Linked DNA regions of Mus musculus: regions 1 and 3 are each linked to region 2. The links are chromatin loops, found by intact Hi-C in ENCODE. Cell type or tissue: left cerebral cortex. All regions are shown on one strand. Region 1 overlaps Kat6a (K(lysine) acetyltransferase 6A). Region 2 has its middle 2.0 kb from the start of Ap3m2. Region 3 overlaps Kat6a (K(lysine) acetyltransferase 6A).

Region 1 (2,500 bases), 88 kb after region 2:
GCTGGAAGATCTTTTGGAGCCGGAGCTATGGGAGTGTGTGAGCTAGCTGCTTTGTGTGGGTGCTGGGAACCAGCTCAGAGCCTCTGGAAGAGCAGCAAGCTCATAACCACTGAGCCATGTCTCCAGCCACCTGGGACTGTACTCTTGCCATCACTTCGTTTCCCTCACGATACCATGCCTGAGAATAGTCCAGTTTCCAGCCATCTACGCTGGGACCCAGCCGTTAACCTTTAGGTACTTAGATACAGCAGAAGGCTTTAGCAATAGGTATTTTCAACCATGCTTCACATCTGCTAAAAGTTAAGTTCTTTCAATTGCATCTATCTGTGGGAAAATTAATTTGGAGTTATATTTACCTGATTATTGGAGAAGAAAGGGTCAGGACAAGCAATGTCCTGAAAAATCTCTGGGAGACTCAAAGAGGTAAGATCTAAGCTGTCACTTCACGGGGCAGACTTGAGAGAAGTTTATGGTGGTTCATGTAGAGTGCTCTTCCTGGATGAGAGAAGTAGTGTCAGAAGTGGATTTAACTTTGAGAATAAGCAGTACTCAATGCACAATTTTTAATTCTTAGATTTGTCTTGCAATAAAGTTGTTAAGGTGAGTTATTTTTATGACACTAGATAAGAAAACTCAATTTTTTTTAATGTGGGCACAGTAAGTATGAAATAGTGAAATTTTAATTTCAGTAAAAATTAATTATTAATAGTCGATTTAAATAGTTTTGATTTTTGTGGAGCACTTCAGTTGCTTTTCTAAATTTAGTCAGTAGTCCCCATACAAGATAGCCCAGGGGGAGAGTTTCATAGACACAGGTAAAAATAAAGGGGTCAAAGTAAGGGCAATCAAGGCATAGCATGCTTAAGTCATCTGCTTTGTGAGAATGGGGCAGGTAAAACAGCTGGGGCTATTTTGTTAATGTGCTAAAATTACATACACGCAGAGTGCTGTAGAACCATATCACCACTGTCCATTCCCAAAACCTTTGTCCCCTCAGTCATCTTAGACCTGACCTGTTAACCGGGAGCCTACTCCTCTGCCCGTGCACTCAGGACTTCCTGATTTCGGGAGTTGCTGTAGGCTCCTATGACGCACTGTGGATTGAACAGTGACTTGTAGGCCAGTTACTTTTCTTTTGCATGTTTAACAGACACTTTGCATTCAGGCCTGGAAGACCTATGCAAGCATTATCTCTCTCTCTTGTCTCATGTTCAGAGTGACTGCTCTTTGTTAGTGTCATTGTTACATGAATTAGATACTTCTTAATATACCTTTTTGTTTTGAAACTGGATCTTGCTGTGTACTTATTCAGATTTTTTTATCTTAATTTTCACTAGGCTTTACAAGATAGTATTTCAAGTGATGGATTTGGAAATCTCAAAATGTTCCTTATGTAAGATATAATAAAGTTTGTGTCTAGAAGTTATTCCATGATCTAAATTTTTAATAGACAAAGCTACTGGGCTAATTTTTTTTTACTGTTGGTGTTTTTCAAAGATGGTTTAAAAAGTTCATATGTTTGTTTCAATACTGCCATCTGGTGACTATTGAGGATATTTCAACATGGGCTTAAACTTGGCTTACAACCCCATAATGTCATACAATTGAATGTAGGTTTTACAGGGGGAAAAAAAATCAGTGAGCTAGGTGTTTGTGGCAGTGCTAACCTGTGTGGCATTGTGCAGTTTCACTGCATCCTTGGTTCTGAAGCTACACTAGCAGCATGTACTGCCTGAGAGCTCCCACTTACAACCCCAGTGAACATTACTCAAAGGGCCTCAGTTCAGATCTGGACGGGGCCATTGTGTGTTATCAACTGTAGTGTTTTTATCCTACAGTTAAATGTTTCTACTGCTGTAGAAACATAATGGTTTAATTATGGAAAATAATGACCACTAGGATGTTACAACTGCCATTCTTTCACATGTGAATATCAAACCAGTGCATCTTTGGAATGTATTGTATTGGAGTAGTTGCTTTTTAAACTTACTATTTTTAAATGTTTAAAAGTTAATAATATTTAAATTTGAGTTGCTGACAAATTTCATAAAAAGTTGTATGGATTTTGGCTTGGGTTTAGGACAGAGTTTCCAATAATTTCTAAAATGGCCTTAATTATACGTCTGACATTTTATACTATATATTAGGGTGAAACAGCATTTCCACAATTATAAAATCAAAATATTGGTAAACTTTGAATAATGTTGACATTGCTATGTCCTGCATTTTTAGATATCCAGCCAAGATTTAATTCCTTATGTAAAAATAAACAAACCTGTATATCTTACTGTGCAAATTTACTTTCATTTTTAATGAATGGTAAAAATAACTGTGCCAAAGACCTGTCTTAAATTTCATTATTACCTACTATCACTATATATTGAGTTTGTATGTCTACTTTTTGTATCTATATAACTGGGAATGTTTAAAAAATTTGAGGGACAAAGGTGATCACAGGTAAAATGAAGCCCTGACATAAGGCAACAGCCAAGAAGTACAG
Region 2 (2,500 bases):
GAAGTGTGAAGGGGGTTGCAAAAACTGCTGGGCACACTGTAAGATGAAATGACAAACTGCGGTGATGACGGTCGTGCCAATCTAGATGAGTCTCCGAAAGGTCTCTGGCAGTACCTAAAAACAAGAGGCCCTACCTCAAATCAGATGGAAGGTGAGGAGTGATATTCTGACTCCTACAAGTGTTTCCATGCACAAATGCAAACGCGTACCTCATACATGCAAAAACGGGTGTGTGTGTGTGTGTGTGTTTATTTTCCCTTTCGTTTTGTTACTTGAGACAGTTTCGCTGAACAATTCTGGCTGGCCGGGAAGTCTCCAGATCGGGACAGCTTTGAACTGTTTCCCTCTGCCTCCCGCCTCCGGAGTGCTGGGATTAAAGGCTTGTGCTGCCCACCTGGTCGCTACTCACCCGGGGCCGGGCGCGCGCGGGGGAGGGGTGTGAGAAGAAATTTTAAAAATAATTTCAAAGCTTAAAAAAAAAAAAAAGAACGATTTGTGACATTGCCTCATACGTCCCGTTTGAAATTACAGAAGAAATAGTCATCAAATGAGAAGATTTCCGGAGGAAGAAAAGAGATTGGTCCAAAAAAAAAGAAGTTTTCAAATAACATACTTAGTTTCTAAGTAGTTATTTAGATAAAGATTACTCTCAGAAGCAAACCAAACCTCTGCTTTGCAAACATTTGTCTACTGTGTGCCAGACCCAGCTGCTTCCTGTTCATCAAATGTGGGTTTTTTTGTAGCTAGAAGTGAAGACCAGAAAAACTTCCTCTGTCAAGTCACCTCCTGGGTTTCCTTTTCTCTGCGTGGCTTACTTAGCATTGCCTGAGTGTTACAGGTGGCCTTTTTATCATTTGAGAATGAGTTTTCAAGTTTTGTTAAAAGTTGACTCAGTGAGATGTGACGCAGCTGCCCCAGAATTCCCTTCAGCATCTGCCTTTATTAAGTACAATGTAAGGAAGACCGTGACCACTCCCTCCCACAGACCAGACGCGGAAATGTGACTTTGTATAACTCGTCCTATGCTCCTCAGCACACAGACACCAGCCTATTTTTCTCTGCACACTGTTCCGCCTTCTCTCTCTTGATCTATTCTCTTAGGCTGTACTCCCCCCCACGCCCAGTTCCCCAGACAGATCTTGTAAGCTCCATCTGTCCTCATTCTAGGATTCCTCAGACAGCTTATAGGCGTGTGGACCTATAAGAACCTCCCAACTCCCAAATTCACGTGGCAGCCAAAGATTTTTTTTTTCTGGCGCTATAGATTTTTTTTTATTTTTTAAAAAGTTCCTTCATAGAATAGACAAAGTAAATATTGAGAATTTCATCAAAAATACAAGTTCTTTGAAAGTGCATAATCATTGAAAATAACCATCTGAAACACAAAACAAATCATCTTGATTGTTTACATAACCATTCTGTCTTTTCAGCCAAGAAAGCTCTAGCTGTTCAAATGTGAACGCCACTAGAAAAGCGACAATAGGGAGTCCCACGGAGCTTTTGCGCAGCGGCGGACTGGGCAGTGCGCTCTTGGCCACGGAAGGTGGCGCTGCTGAGCCTGCGGGGACAGGCTCTCTGGACCCAACCATCCTGGCTAAAAAAGAAACTTGCGGCTTCCACAGTGAATTCCCGGGGGTGACTCCTTTCTAGTCCACCGCAAAGGCGGGAAATAAAGCCGGCCCCCGCGGACAAAGCGGCGCCTCCACCCACGCAGCTGCGGGGAGTCGGGAGGGTAGGGGAGGAGGCGGAGGATGGTTGCCATGGCGACGAGCCAGCATCTGAAGCCGCTGAATGGACTCTTTGTTTTGAAGCCAGCTGACGGGTGGTGCGGTTTCTAAGGTGCAGGGGGAGGCGGGTCTCGCCGGAGTCACTCGGGTTGCGCTGCGGGGACCATCGGCTCCCACGCAGGCCTGCCCTGGGATGGCGCCGGACACCTGCTTCCTGTCCACATCGACTCCGCTAAGGACTGGGCGAGCAGGCTCAGGGAAGCCAAACAGAATCAGTTTGCCGGAAGAAAAACAGAAAGGGAGCTCCTTACAGAGACTAGAAGTGGCCAGCGCTGGCCTCTCCCTTGTGAAAGTTGGTCCCTGGGGCGAGCTGAAGGGGTAGAGATTTCCCTGAGTACTCAATAATCAGTATGTATGGTATGGGGTAGCGAGTGTGAGCGCTGGCGTGTGTATTTGCATTTCAGGAAGTGGTTGCTTAGGCAGCTGTGAGACTAGCGGTTGGGAAATGGAAACTCTCAGAGCAGCCTGTAGTTTTCAGTTTTGCCGTGTGTACTAAGCGCTATGTGTAAAGCAAAAGCAAAAGTTTAAACAAGTTTAAACAAGGAACGTCCGTGTGTTGGAATACCCTCTGTCTACCTAATGGGCTTTGGAACACTGGAGAGCACCCGAAACTTTATTTAATACTTGAATTTTAAAAAATATGCAGGCATAAACTGATACCACTAGCCTGCAGACAGGTCATCAGGCAAACGGAACAGCAAAACCTGCCGTCC
Region 3 (2,500 bases), 70 kb after region 2:
TGTCTTTGATAGATCAATGGATAAACTGAAATACCCTTGCATTCATTATACCTCAAAACAAAACAAAACAAAACAAAACAAAACAAAATGAAAATCATACCATTTGCCACAATATAGATATTACATTAAATAACAAGGCCAGGCAGTACATAAAATATGGCACGTGTATGTACGTATGTGCATACATGCACATGTATATCTCTGTATTTGTGCATTCTAAAAAACAACAGAGATAGAAAATACAGTGTTTATGCAGTAGTACTGTGGAAATGAGATGTCAGCCAAAGATGAAAATCATAGTTACAATGAATAGACAGGCCCAAGGATCCGACACACATTAGGAGGACTGTGGTTCATACTAGCATCTATTAACATCTGAGTTTTTCTGAGAAAGTACATTTAAAGTACTATTGTTACACTGGATCTAAAGTAAGTCAAGAAATGGTGAACACGCTGTACCGTTTATATTCTTACATACATAGTACATGCATTTATAATCAACCATTTCAGTATGCATATTTGTCAAAATAATATCGTATAGTTTAAATCTATGCGATAAAAATAGGGAAAAAGAATCTTAGTTTTGGGACAGTTAGCACAGACAAGTCAAGACAGATCAAATGATCCATTTTTATTGCAGTGTTAAAGAACTGTTTTATGTAGTTATTTTGTGCTCATCATTGAGTCAGGTAGTATATGGATACAAAGGAAACAAACAAATGACAGTATATTGGTCAATGTGCTGGGAAGTACCTGCTGTAATTTGTTGTTAAATTTATGCTGTCGGGTGTTGGGAACTTTTCATATGTCATTTTTCAGGAGAGAATTCTCTTTTATTCTCCTTGTATGTTACATAATTTATTTGGTTTTGTCATTTTTTTTAGATTAAAATATAACTTTGAAATTTCTATGTTTGTTTTGTTTGAGACAAAGTCTAGCCTCAAACTGTGTAACTAAGGTGACCTTGAACTCTGATCTTTTGCCTCTGTATCCAAGTGCTGGGATTCAAGTTGTGTGCCCCTACAATGGATTCTCATTTCTTACCTTTGAAAGAAGACTTTAAAATAGCTGTTTGTTTCGGGTGCCGCCAGCCAAGCAGAGCAGAGCTGGATGAGGAGGAAAAGGAGGCTCACATCTCCCCATAAGCTCTGTGCAAATGTAGTGTCCTGTGTCTAAGTGTTGCAGGTTACGGAGACTTCCTTTCACTTCTCCACCACACCACACTACTTCTCTAGAAAGACTGGTAGTGCATGAAATTAACAAGCGTTGAAAAAATCTTGACTGCTAACATCTTTTGCATTTGTTACATGTCTGTGAAACTATTTATGAAATCATAGGTGTTATTAATCCATGTATACAGCTCTTAAGATGTTCAGACAGTTTCTTCACACCGTCACTGCCAGGTTCAGTGTCAGGTGATAGCAGTTAGGTTGACAGGACACATTGCTGCCGCGCAAGCATGGGGATGTAGTGTAGGTTCCAAGCACCCATGTTTTAAAAGAGCCAGGCCCCATGTACACAGTCAGCATTGGGTATGAGGGTAGACAGGAGAACCCGGGAGCGCAGTGTCTAGCCTGCCTGCTGAATCCACCTTCAGTGAAACACTGTCTCTGAGATCAAGTAAGTGTATGCATGCATGCATGCATGTATGTGTGTTTATGTGTAGGAAGCAGTAGAGGAAGATACTCAATAGTGGCTTTGGTCTCCACGTGCATATATGCATTCATAGCTACATGAATATATACATACACACCACACCCATGCAAAACAGAACAGAACAGAACAGTTACTGTCCTGCACAGCAGAAGGATAGGGGCCAGGGTCACTAGTAGTCCATGGTGAGGAAAGCGCGACCAGGCTACCAGGTGAGCTCAGGCTCCTCCTGCTCTGCCGCTAAACCGTCTCCAGCATCATCTCACGGAGGCCTTCTTGCTGCTTGTACTTTACATTGTGTGTTTCTCTCAGAGATGTGAATGCCTTTTATAAAAGGACGGCTTTTCAGAGCCACTCCAGTGTCTGCAGTTTCTCAAAATAACAAACTCAAAATATGCCAAAGAAGTCTATTTTGGGGTAGCACATTCTGGTCTCCTACTGCCGTCATATTTTTGGGTGGTATATCCTGAGCCCCAGCAGTCTCTGCTGCTTTAGTGAAGGGAAGGTGACATTGAGTGCCGATGAACAAAAATACCAAGTCACTTCTCGGGTTTAGTCAAGCCTCCCTGCCTTTCTCTCATTTCCCTGGTTGGGCAGCCTTCATTTTTTTTTTCCTTTACAGGTTGCATAATTATCTTTCAAGATCGGTTCCTTTCATCAGTGAGCTGTGGTGACAAAACCCACACATAGGACCATTGTGTGTGCTGGGGATTGAGCAATCAAAACAGACCTTTGTCCTAAGGGAGTCCTGACATAGTTTACCCTTTATGTAGAGCACTTAAGTTCAGCCTCTTTAGCCTATTACAGGCGTACTGTAATTACATCTACTCTATTACATTCTCTGCCT

Evidence for each region. Hi-C counts contacts between places; a loop is a spot of excess contacts. Peaks named below come from ENCODE experiments on the same cell type or tissue, not always from the same donor. Only the 100,000 strongest peaks of a DNase experiment are listed, where the experiment ranks them.
Region 1: a loop joins it to region 2, with 6 times the contacts of the local background. A loop is called at or near these places in 24 of 42 quality-filtered maps.
Region 3: a loop joins it to region 2, with 6 times the contacts of the local background. A loop is called at or near these places in 17 of 42 quality-filtered maps.

What each region holds. Positions count from the first base shown.
Region 1 is chr8:22,894,759-22,897,258 of GRCm38, forward strand. The region is part of intron 3 of Kat6a (K(lysine) acetyltransferase 6A); the gene reads left to right. Among named protein-coding and RNA genes, the nearest start is that of Gm46036, 36 kb to the left of the region's middle. In left cerebral cortex, a CTCF peak has its summit at 1,550 (motif pointing left); a DNase peak (open chromatin) is centred at 1,570.
Region 2 is chr8:22,806,406-22,808,905 of GRCm38, forward strand. It overlaps a transcript of Ap3m2 not described here. Among named protein-coding and RNA genes, the nearest start is that of Ap3m2, 2.0 kb to the left of the region's middle. In left cerebral cortex, CTCF peaks have their summits at 1,539 and 2,271; DNase peaks (open chromatin) are centred at 84, 359, 1,050, 1,661 and 1 more place; H3K4me3 peaks cover 2,495 bases; H3K27ac peaks cover 2,314 bases.
Region 3 is chr8:22,876,112-22,878,611 of GRCm38, forward strand. The region is part of intron 3 of Kat6a (K(lysine) acetyltransferase 6A); the gene reads left to right. Among named protein-coding and RNA genes, the nearest start is that of Gm46036, 17 kb to the left of the region's middle. In left cerebral cortex, no CTCF peak of the experiment used is centred here; DNase peaks (open chromatin) are centred at 1,181 and 2,067; H3K27ac peaks cover 2,399 bases.